3 separate regions of the Homo sapiens genome follow, and all the other regions are linked to region 2. The links are chromatin contacts, found by Hi-C in ENCODE. All regions are on one chromosome and are shown on one strand. Each heading gives the region's core, a stretch centred on a gene start or an enhancer-like site at or near the end of the contact. The rest is flanking DNA. Distances are from core to core; before and after follow the strand shown. Region 1 holds the start of PCDHB15 (protocadherin beta 15). Region 2 holds the start of PCDHA12 (protocadherin alpha 12). Region 3 holds the start of PCDHGA7 (protocadherin gamma subfamily A, 7).

Region 1 (3,570 bases), core at 741-3,240, 370 kb after region 2:
GTCTCTTTGTTAGGAACATAAGCAGAAAGTGGTGTCATATTTGGCTAAACACTTGCAAAGAAATACAGAACATCAATCTATTGAGAGACAAGAAAAAATAAGGTACCAAAAGAATGACCTTGTCATAGATTTTCCTGTTTTAGATTTTCCAGTCCCTCCCAAGTCTTTTTCCCTTAGGTTGCTGGAGACAAATTTGTGCTCTTTAATAAATTTCCCTCTAATTAAGAGATCTAAGTGAGGTTTTTGTTGTCAAAAGCATGTTTAGATATTCCTGCATTGTTGGTAAGTTAGACCTTTCTTCCTATTGGGTTTTTATTGTGGCTTTTCATATTAGTATGACAACATTTGGGATCAAGGAGGTTGTAAAATATTAGTAGTCTATAAGGGACATGCACTAGCTTTTGTCAGAATATACAATTTTGAGAAAAACTGAAGGATCTTTCCAATGGTACAGTCTTTGAAGTGTTTAATAGAAATTCTTAGAACATTTTATTATATAAGAGTTTTGAATATCGTAAGTGTCATAATAACATTACTGTAAAAAAAAAACCTTGACAATGAAAAATGTGTGTCTAAAAGAGACATAATCCTTATCTTTAGGGTCATCATAATCTTGTTATGTTCTTTCTTTCTGTCATATAATATATCCCTTGCTTATGGGTAGCTAAGTTGTTTTGCCACTTAATGAAATGACATTTTAGGTCATTCTGAGTTATTTCACATTACTATTTAAAGGGCATAGGAAATAGCTACCTTATGAACATGTTGTCTTTGTTTATCCATCTTATATAATGAACTTGAATCCCAGAAGAAGAGGGAATTTCTACAGTAGGAGGAGAACCTATCTGTCAGAATGTTTAAATTAATTGTGATTTATTAATGGATCCATTTAACAAATATTTATTGAGCACGTACCATGTGCCAGGGATTATTTTAGATATTGGGGATGCAGCAGTGAACAAAATGAAGTTCTAACATGTGAGGTTGAAACAGAAAGGAAACAACTAAATAAGTACATCTATACTACGTCAGATAATAAATACGAGAGAGACAAGGCAGGGCTGGGTACAGCAGCTCATGCCTATAACCCCAGCACTTTGGGAGGCTGAGGCAGGAGGATTGCTTGAGCTCGGAAATTTGAGACCAGCCCGGGCAACATAGCAAGACCTCATCTTTACAAATAATTAAAACATTAGCCAGGCATGGTGATGCGCAACTGTGGTCCCAGCTACAGTTGCTGAGGTGGGGGGATTGCTTGAGCCTGGGTAGTCAAGGCTGCAATGAGCAGTGATTGTGCCACTGCACTCCCTCCTGGACAACAGAGCAAGACCCCATCTCAAAAAAAAAAAAAGGAAAAATGAAAAGAAAAAAAAGAAAAAGCAAAGTAAGAGATATAGGAAGTGCCTTCATATGTATTTTTCCACAGTTTAAAATTTTCATAAAATCATAACTCTCTGACTTTATGTAGAAAGGATACCACACTGGAATTAACGTGTAGCTTTTTCTTGATGTAATCCAACCAATGGGAGCACAATTCTGGTACATAGGCTGTCTAGAATTTGAAAGAAATTAAAGAATTCATTTTGTTTTGCTGATAAATTTTTAAGAAATCACGTGGCTTTATGTTATTATTATTACAAGATGACTGATCACTATTATGTCTTCTTTCACTTCTCAATTTCCCTCAGAACACTACACCCAGACTACAGGCTCTGGAGGGTGGGGACCATGTCTGGGTTGTTTACTGATGTATTTCATAATTTGGCACATAGAGACCAATAATACTCCTTTAAATGAAGAAATTAATAATTACCATTGCGTGATATTGTGATTACATCATTTCCTCCCAATTTCCAAACTCCTAATAGAATAGAGAATAGATCAATTGTAGCAATTCGTTTCGAAGCAAAGACAACGCATGGTGGCGCTGCAGGCTAAGGCTTCAAAAAAAGGAAAAGGAAAAAGCCCATGAAATGCTACTAGCTACTTCAGACCTCTTTCAGCCTAAGAGGAAAGCCTGTTAGCAGAGCACGGACCAGTGTCTCCGGAGAATGCTATTCTCCTACATTTCCGAACAGGTTATCAACGCACAGATCGATCACTGCCTCTGTCCCATCGCTCCCTGAAGTAGCTCTGACTCCGGTTCCTTGAAAGGGGCGTGTACAGAAGTAAAGATGGAGCCTGCAGGGGAGCGCTTTCCCGAACAAAGGCAAGTCCTGATTCTCCTTCTTTTACTGGAAGTGACTCTGGCAGGCTGGGAACCCCGTCGCTATTCTGTGATGGAGGAAACAGAGAGAGGTTCTTTTGTAGCCAACCTGGCCAATGACCTAGGGCTGGGAGTGGGGGAGCTAGCCGAGCGGGGAGCCCGGGTAGTTTCTGAGGATAACGAACAAGGCTTGCAGCTTGATCTGCAGACCGGGCAGTTGATATTAAATGAGAAGCTGGACCGGGAGAAGCTGTGTGGCCCTACTGAGCCCTGTATAATGCATTTCCAAGTGTTACTGAAAAAACCTTTGGAAGTATTTCGAGCTGAACTACTAGTGACAGACATAAACGATCATTCTCCTGAGTTTCCTGAAAGAGAAATGACCCTGAAAATCCCAGAAACTAGCTCCCTTGGGACTGTGTTTCCTCTGAAAAAAGCTCGGGACTTGGACGTGGGCAGCAATAATGTTCAAAACTACAATATTTCTCCCAATTCTCATTTCCATGTTTCCACTCGCACCCGAGGGGATGGCAGGAAATACCCAGAGCTGGTGCTGGACACAGAACTGGATCGCGAGGAGCAGGCCGAGCTCAGATTAACCTTGACAGCGGTGGACGGTGGCTCTCCACCCCGATCTGGCACCGTCCAGATCCTCATCTTGGTCTTGGACGCCAATGACAATGCCCCGGAGTTTGTGCAGGCGCTCTACGAGGTGCAGGTCCCAGAGAACAGCCCAGTAGGCTCCCTAGTTGTCAAGGTCTCTGCTAGGGATTTAGACACTGGGACAAATGGAGAGATATCATACTCCCTTTATTACAGCTCTCAGGAGATAGACAAACCTTTTGAGCTAAGCAGCCTTTCAGGAGAAATTCGACTAATTAAAAAACTAGATTTTGAGACAATGTCTTCGTATGATCTAGATATAGAGGCATCTGATGGCGGGGGACTTTCTGGAAAATGCTCTGTCTCTGTTAAGGTGCTGGATGTTAACGATAACTTCCCGGAACTAAGTATTTCATCACTTACCAGCCCTATTCCCGAGAATTCTCCAGAGACAGAAGTGGCCCTGTTTAGGATTAGAGACCGAGACTCTGGGGAAAATGGAAAAATGATTTGCTCAATTCAGGATGATGTTCCTTTTAAGCTAAAACCTTCTGTTGAGAATTTCTACAGGCTGGTAACAGAAGGGGCGCTGGACAGAGAGACCAGAGCCGAGTACAACATCACCATCACCATCACAGACTTGGGGACTCCAAGGCTGAAAACCGAGCAGAGCATAACCGTGCTGGTGTCGGACGTCAATGACAACGCCCCCGCCTTCACCCAAACCTCCTACACCCTGTTCGTCCGCGAGAACAACAGCC
Region 2 (3,971 bases), core at 1,119-3,618:
TTCTTTCCACGTAGTATCATCCCATCTGAAGATTTGAGCAAAGATCATTTACTTCTGAGTCATTCTTCATATTTAGTTATTCTTACTACACGTAGAGTGGTGGTATTACAGACTTTCTTGAGAATCATATCTAGCTATTTCCCCCCCGTATAGAGGCATAACATACCATTTGGCACAATATTCAAAGAGTCTATGCTGAAGCCTATTCATAGACTTTAGATCGAGAGCTTTTGTATCATAATATTCATTGGCTAAAAACATTCTTTAAGTATTAAAGAGAAGGCAACAATATAAAAATATAAAATATTTCAGACTCAAAAGTGATTAAACCATCATACCACTTATGAAACTTTATAAATATAATAAAGGTGAATATTAGATAGGGCATACATTACTCATCTCCAGATGAAATTTTTGGAATAACTGAAGATCTTTTAAAGACTTGGGAATGTTTTCAGTACAGGTTAAAATTTTGTAAATTATTATTTTATATCACATAAATAACAAATTTGCATTTTAGATAATTCAAATTACTTGGACTGATTTCTGCAAAGTTGTGTCTTTTATACTTAATGCCAAGATTGCATTCTATGGTATAAAATTATAATTTCAATTTATTTTCTAGTTTGGTTGTTTAAGTATTAAGCTAAACTTAGATGTTCCTATTGGCTTAACAATTTGTTTAGGTCAAAGAGTATGTGAGAACTACATAACACACTATTATTATTTGTTTCTTTTTGAGATAGAGTCTTGCTCTATCACCCAGGCTGGTGTGCAGTGGCGCAATCTCAGCTCACTGCAATCTCCACCTCCCATGTTCAAGCAATTCTCCTGCCTCAGCTTTCCGAGAAGCTGGGACTACAGGCATGCACCACCACTCCTGGCTAATTTTTGTATTTTTAGTAGAGATGGGTTTTCACCATGTTGGCCAGGCTGGTCTTGAACTCCTGACCTCAGGTGATCTGCCTGCCTCAGCCTCCCAAAGTGCTGGGATTACAGGTGTAAGTCACTGAGCCCAGCCTATTTTTTAAAATTAAAGTTCCTTAGCATGTATGGTACATTGACCACTTTTGAAAATGAAAAATAGGAAAGAAACTTGGTGATGATATTAGACAATTTAAATAATTAGCCTGATGACATCAAAATTCAAATATGTTTTTAATTACTTAACGTTTTATAGTTTATTTAAGTTATCTTATACTTGTAGAGCCATTCTTGGTTACTCTTTCCTGGTGTTGTAAAGGTGTCATATTTCAGTTGCCTTTATTATTATATGCAGTAGGAATGAATGGCAACAAATTATTGGTTTAAAGATTTTGACTTGAGTATTAATAGACTTACAAAATCTATGTGTACTTGTTCACAATGAGTTGTAGGATCTTATCTGTTTTTTTCTCTTAAAGCTGATCTTGAATTAATGAATAAACTCATGAAAGGTCTTTTGATGCCCCCTTGCATAACAGTCACCATTCTGATTTTCTGAAGAGAAGCATGTCCTAACTACTAAATGACCTGTAGGGGAAGATTTAGAGAAAAAGCAAAAGGTTGATATCAAGTTCACATTCTCTTGACTTTAGTCAATGAGATTAGGCTCCAAAACCCTTTAAGAGATCTTTCGCATTTTAGTGCTCCATTGTTGCTTTGGGATAGTGTGAAATTTGGAGGCTTCAACTAAACATTTTACATTAAAGTGCTTTACTTTTGCTAGAGTAAAACTTTCCAGAATCTATTCCTGAGATTTGTTTTAACATGTTATGGAAATGAGAGCAGTTATGTGAAAAGTTATCACATTCAAGCATCAAGGAACCAAACAATAACGCTCTCCATATTTATGATGAATTCTAACTTTCATCAGATTTATGAATAAGACAATTTATATAAATGAAATATTGTTTGGTATTAGACATATTTTAGTTTCTTATCCTTTGTTAAATACAAATTCCTAACTTTCTCTAAAATCTTACGATGGAGTGCTTGTGAAGGTTAAAAGTTATTGAAACAGCGGAATTGTAAGCTATATAAGGGGAGGGGTGCTGTATATTATTCTGTATATCATTTTCCATGATAAAGTGTAGGTTCTGGCCTACTGTATTTGAAAGATTTCTACTTTGAAGCAGAAAACATTTTTAAGCTACAGCGTAATAAAATTGTTGATGTTTTGTTACTAATATCATGTATATTAACTAAACCCGCATTTATAAATGATCCGTGAAAAATAACCCAAAGTCGAAACATTAGAATTAAGAGTGACCCAGGAAGTGGCTAAACCGAAAAGAACCTCAGGATCTTTCTTGTACTTACATAATCAGTCACATGATGTCGCTCTACACTCAGAAGGTGAAACAGGAAAATTTTTTTCTCCGCACCCACATTCCAATCATTCACGGAATAGGATCGACTCCATAATGACTGTGATGCTGGAAAAAATTTACTAAATATGTACTTACAGAAAAGGGTGACTGCTCATAAAATACCTCAGGCAAGCGATCCCTTAAAACTGATTGTCCCAACTCAGAGGCCCTCATTTTCTGCAATGGTGATTATCGGACCAAGAGGCCCGGGATCCCAGCGTCTGCTGCTCTCGCTTCTGCTCCTTGCAGCCTGGGAGGTGGGGAGCGGCCAGCTCCACTACTCCGTCTACGAGGAGGCCAAACACGGCACCTTCGTGGGCCGCATCGCTCAGGACCTGGGGCTGGAGCTGGCGGAGCTGGTGCCGCGCCTGTTCCGGGTGGCGTCCAAAAGACACGGGGACCTTCTGGAGGTAAATCTGCAGAATGGCATTTTGTTTGTGAATTCTCGGATCGACCGCGAGAAGCTGTGCGGGCGGAGCGCGGAGTGCAGTATCCACCTGGAGGTGATCGTGGACAGGCCGCTGCAGGTTTTCCATGTGGACGTGGAGGTGAAGGACATTAACGACAACCCGCCGGTGTTCAGAGAAAGGGAACAAAAGGTACCTGTTTCTGAATCTGCGCCTCTGGACTCTCATTTTCCTCTAGAGGGCGCTTCTGATGCGGATATCGGCGTAAACTCTCTTTTGACCTATGCGTTAAGTCTAAATGAGAATTTTGAGCTTAAAATAAAAACAAAAAAAGATAAAAGTATATTGCCTGAATTAGTTCTTCGGAAGTTATTGGACAGAGAGCAAACGCCAAAACTCAATTTATTGCTGATGGTAATCGATGGCGGTAAACCAGAACTAACAGGGTCTGTCCAGATTCAAATAACCGTCCTGGATGTGAATGACAATGGTCCGGCGTTTGATAAGCCCAGCTATAAAGTAGTGTTGTCTGAAAATGTCCAAAACGACACAAGAGTGATCCAACTAAATGCTTCCGATCCAGACGAAGGACTTAATGGAGAAATTTCCTATGGGATCAAAATGATTTTGCCAGTGAGTGAGAAATGTATGTTTTCAATAAATCCAGACACAGGTGAAATTAGAATTTATGGTGAACTGGATTTTGAAGAGAATAATGCCTATGAAATTCAGGTTAACGCCATTGATAAAGGGATTCCTTCCATGGCAGGTCACAGCATGGTCCTGGTGGAAGTTCTGGACGTGAATGACAATGTCCCTGAAGTAATGGTTACTTCACTGTCGCTCCCTGTGCAAGAGGATGCTCAGGTGGGTACCGTCATTGCCCTGATTAGCGTGTCGGATCGTGACTCTGGAGCCAATGGACAGGTCATCTGCTCACTGACACCTCATGTTCCCTTCAAGCTGGTGTCCACCTACAAGAATTACTACTCGTTGGTGCTGGACAGCGCCCTGGACCGCGAGAGCGTGTCGGCCTATGAGCTGGTGGTGACTGCGCGGGATGGGGGCTCGCCTTCGCTGTGGGCCACGGCTAGAGTGTCCGTGGAGGTGGCCGACGTGAACGACAATGCGCCTGCGTTCGCGCAGCCCGAGTACACAGTGTTCGTGAAGGAGAACAACCCGCCGGGCTGCCACATCTTCACGGTGTCGGCAT
Region 3 (4,031 bases), core at 1,016-3,515, 510 kb after region 2:
CCCAATATCTCAGTCAACAATAATATACACTCTTTAAACTATGAAATGATTTCAATTTGATACAATGAGCTTATGTTAGATTTTATTAAACATATCTTGGCGGTCTAGTAAAGATCTTTAATATTTAATTTTATGATGTTCGATAACTTAGAAAATGTGAATGCTAGAGACAATGAAGCCATTTACTCCATAGGGTATGTATGCTTTGTGTTCGGAGTAGTCTATAATTTAATTTAACTAGCTCTTATTTCCTTTTCTCCAAAGAAGGTACCAAGACACTATAAATTAATTGAGACTTTTTTAAAACAGTAGAATAAGAAACAAATGTGAGATGAAACTATGAATTTTGAGGCATCAGGTAAAAATGGATCAAGACATTGAGAGCTATAACCTCCAAACATGAAAGTTTGTTTGAAAATATCTACAAGTGCTTACATTGTTTAATAATCATACACTTTGCTTGCCTCAACAAGAAGTTCAAAAGTACTATTAAACAAATAGAATTTAACTCCAGTTTACAGAATTCATCTATAATACCTCTATTAGTTCCTTTAAACAAAATTTATCTACTTTGTGAATGCAAAGATAACTATGGATTATTTTGATAGATCAAAACAGAATGTCCTTCAAAGTGTTCCCTGTATTCTGGAGCAATGCCACCAGAAAGCAGAAATAGGTTACTTAGGAGCCTCCCACAAAACGAAGTTAAGCTTTCTTAGTGTTAGTTCTGGATTCTCCTCCTGGTTCCACCAACTACTCTCCAGGACCTAGAAGAATTTACAAACCAAGACTGTTTCTTGCCAGGTCTTTATTCCAGAGCAGGTCATTCTCTTTTATTCTGCAACTATGTGAAAGGAGCTTTCTTTTCTTTCTGCTAGCAGAGGGTAGCCTCGGATCCATCAATAATTTAGTTTTACTCTATCAACATCAGTGGAGAGACGAGTACCTCTAAGGATCCTGTCAGGACAGTCCTGCATTTTGCTCAAATGCTGTCTAGAGATCCCTGTTTTCTCAATTACACTAGAATAGAGTAGGATGAAGATTTGAATTGCATACTAGGATGAAGACTTGAATTGAATTGCATAATGAAAAGAATCAGCCAATCCATTATCCAGTTTCTTATGAATTCACAGCCCAGTAGGATCTCTGCAGATTTCTGCCTTCTGTAGAAAATGGGTTGCTTCTATAGCTGATTGCTGCAGCCAAGACAAACAACGATTTCTTTCTTTTTTTCTCACAAGACTGGGAGTGAGAATATTTGGATTCCGACATTGTTCTACTACTATATAATCAATAATCAGGAACAAGGCAAGGCAATTCCCTCTTTCTTTCTTTCTTTCTTTCTTCTTCTTTTTTTTTTTTTTTTTTTTTTGGCAGAGTTTTGCTCTTGTTGTCCAGGCTGGAGTGCAATGGTGTGATCTCGGCTCACCACAACCTCCACCTCCCGGGTTCAAGCGATTTTCCTGCCTCAGCCTCCTGAGTAGCTGGGATTACAGGCGCGCGCCACCACGCCCGGATAATTTTGTATTTTTAGTAGAGACGGGGTTTCTCCATGTTGGTCAGGCTGGTCTCAAGCTCCCGACCTCAGGTGATCCGCCCGCCTCGGCCTCACAAAGTGTGGGATTACAGGCGTGAGCAACAGCACCTGGCCCCCCCTCTCATTTTTTAAACGGTTAAAATGAAGGTGTTAGACCGTCTCTAAGGTTCTATACAATCAAAAATTTATTAAAATAGGTCTATATATTTTACAACAATTTTGACTTTCTGAATCTTGCATCATGGTGTCTAGAACATATGTGTTCAATTAATACTGAATTAATTAAAATTTATATACACTGATGTAAATATTTTCTAAGTAAAATCTTTCATATGTATTTAAATAAAATTTACCTTTTTGCCTTCAATAACTGATTTTCCCATGTGCAATAACGTGTGAGTCAGTGCCCAAAAGAGTCACTTGAAAGTTGCAAGGCAAAGCAGTTTTTTAAAAATTATCTAAGATTATCAAACACCGGTCCATGAACACTGTTGCATTAATTCAGTGTCTTAAAATGGATTTTTAATTATCAGGGATATCTAGAGCAAAGAAATCTAACAGGGAAATTTTGAAAGATGAAACAATTTTCTATGAAATCAGTGTATTGTGTGCATCAATGTGGTGCAGTAACTTAGTAAGGACTCACAGCGCCGCTGTTCACCAACCAGGGAAAAATGGTGCGAGAGATCCCACAGAAACCACCGAGTTTTACAGCACAGAGAAACGACAGATTGCGATAAGCCCTCTTCCAGGCTGCACTAAACTCAAGCCTCTATCCTGCTGGATTCTGAGCTCCCCTTCCTAAGACAGAGGGGTCCACCCGGATACACCCGCATTCTGAAGCACTTCCCGAGATCGGCGCCTAAGCAAGAGAAGCAGGACGACTATGGCGGCTCAGCCGAGGGGCGGGGACTACAGAGGATTCTTCCTGCTCTCCATCCTCCTGGGGACCCCCTGGGAAGCCTGGGCAGGACGTATTCTCTACTCCGTGTCGGAGGAGACGGACAAAGGGTCCTTTGTGGGAGACATCGCCAAGGACCTGGGGCTGGAGCCCCGGGAGCTGGCGGAGCGCGGAGTCCGCATCATCTCCAGAGGTAGGACGCAGCTTTTCGCCCTGAACCAGCGCAGCGGCAGCTTGGTCACTGCGGGCAGGATAGACCGGGAAGAGATCTGCGCTCAGAGTGCGCGGTGTCTGGTAAACTTTAACATCCTGATGGAAGATAAAATGAATCTTTACCCTATAGACGTGGAAATAATAGATATTAATGACAACGTTCCAAGATTCTTGACGGAAGAAATAAATGTAAAAATAATGGAGAATACAGCTCCTGGGGTTCGGTTTCCGTTAAGCGAGGCTGGGGATCCAGATGTGGGCACGAACTCCCTCCAGAGTTACCAGCTCAGCCCCAATCGCCACTTCTCCCTGGCTGTGCAAAGTGGAGACGATGAAACTAAGTACCCGGAACTGGTGCTGGAGCGGGTGCTGGACCGGGAGGAAGAGCGGGTTCACCACCTGGTCCTCACAGCCTCTGATGGCGGCGACCCGCCCCGATCCAGCACCGCCCACATCCAGGTGACAGTGGTGGATGTGAATGACCACACGCCTGTCTTCTCTCTGCCTCAGTACCAAGTAACTGTCCCCGAGAATGTGCCAGTGGGTACAAGACTGCTCACGGTACATGCTATCGACCTGGACGAGGGAGTCAATGGGGAAGTGACATATTCTTTTCGGAAAATAACTCCTAAACTTCCAAAGATGTTTCATCTGAACTCGCTTACAGGAGAAATATCAACTTTAGAAGGATTAGATTATGAAGAAACTGCCTTCTATGAAATGGAGGTTCAGGCTCAAGATGGTCCTGGTAGTCTGACAAAGGCAAAAGTACTGATCACAGTTTTAGATGTAAATGATAATGCTCCAGAAGTGACTATGACGTCTTTAAGTAGCTCAATCCCTGAAGACACACCTCTTGGGACAGTCATTGCTCTTTTCTACCTACAAGACAGAGATTCTGGAAAGAATGGTGAGGTGACCTGCACCATTCCAGAAAACCTACCTTTTAAATTAGAAAAATCAATAGATAATTATTATAGATTGGTCACAACCAAAAACTTGGACCGGGAAACACTCTCTTTGTATAACATCACACTGAAAGCCACAGATGGTGGAACTCCTCCCTTGTCCAGGGAAACTCACATATTCATGCAGGTGGCAGACACCAACGATAACCCACCCACCTTCCCCCACTCATCCTACTCAGTCTACATCGCTGAGAACAACCCCAGAGGGGCCTCCATTTTCTTAGTGACTGCACAGGACCACGACAGTGAGGATAATGCCCAGATCACTTATTCCTTGGCCGAAGACACCATCCAGGGGGCTCCAGTGTCCTCCTATGTCTCCATAAACTCTGACACTGGAGTCCTGTACGCGCTGCAATCCTTTGATTATGAGCAGTTGAGAGAACTACAACTAAGAGTGACTGCACATGAC

What was found. Hi-C counts contacts between places; a loop is a spot of excess contacts on that map. Pooled maps may share reads with other maps.
Region 1: a loop to region 2 is called in a pooled map, with 2.6 times the contacts of the local background. The contact joins the promoter of PCDHB15 here to the promoter of PCDHA12 in region 2. A Hi-C loop is called at or near these places in 4 of 50 pooled maps.
Region 3: a loop to region 2 is called in a map with no recorded cell type, with 1.9 times the contacts of the local background. The contact joins the promoter of PCDHGA7 here to the promoter of PCDHA12 in region 2. A Hi-C loop is called at or near these places in 2 of 37 single-sample maps with no recorded cell type.

Annotation. Positions count from the first base shown.
Region 1 is chr5:141,243,405-141,246,974 of GRCh38, forward strand. PCDHB15 (protocadherin beta 15) reads left to right here and starts at 1,991. Exons shown (of 1, transcript NM_018935.4): 1 at 1,991-3,570. The coding sequence starts at 2,175. It also overlaps PCDHB@ and the pseudogene PCDHB19P.
Region 2 is chr5:140,872,940-140,876,910 of GRCh38, forward strand. It overlaps PCDHA12 (protocadherin alpha 12), which reads left to right and starts at 2,369. Exons shown (of 4, transcript NM_018903.4): 1 at 2,369-3,971. The coding sequence starts at 2,534. The region is part of intron 1 of PCDHA1 (protocadherin alpha 1); the gene reads left to right. The region is part of intron 1 of PCDHA2 (protocadherin alpha 2); the gene reads left to right. The region is part of intron 1 of PCDHA3 (protocadherin alpha 3); the gene reads left to right. It also overlaps PCDHA4, PCDHA5, PCDHA6, PCDHA7, PCDHA8 and PCDHA9, and 4 more genes.
Region 3 is chr5:141,380,477-141,384,507 of GRCh38, forward strand. It overlaps PCDHGA7 (protocadherin gamma subfamily A, 7), which reads left to right and starts at 2,266. Exons shown (of 4, transcript NM_018920.4): 1 at 2,266-4,031. The coding sequence starts at 2,424. The region is part of intron 1 of PCDHGA1 (protocadherin gamma subfamily A, 1); the gene reads left to right. The region is part of intron 1 of PCDHGA2 (protocadherin gamma subfamily A, 2); the gene reads left to right. All of the region lies in intron 1 of PCDHGA3 (protocadherin gamma subfamily A, 3), which reads left to right. It also overlaps PCDHGB1, PCDHGA4, PCDHGB2, PCDHGA5, PCDHGB3 and PCDHGA6, and 1 more gene.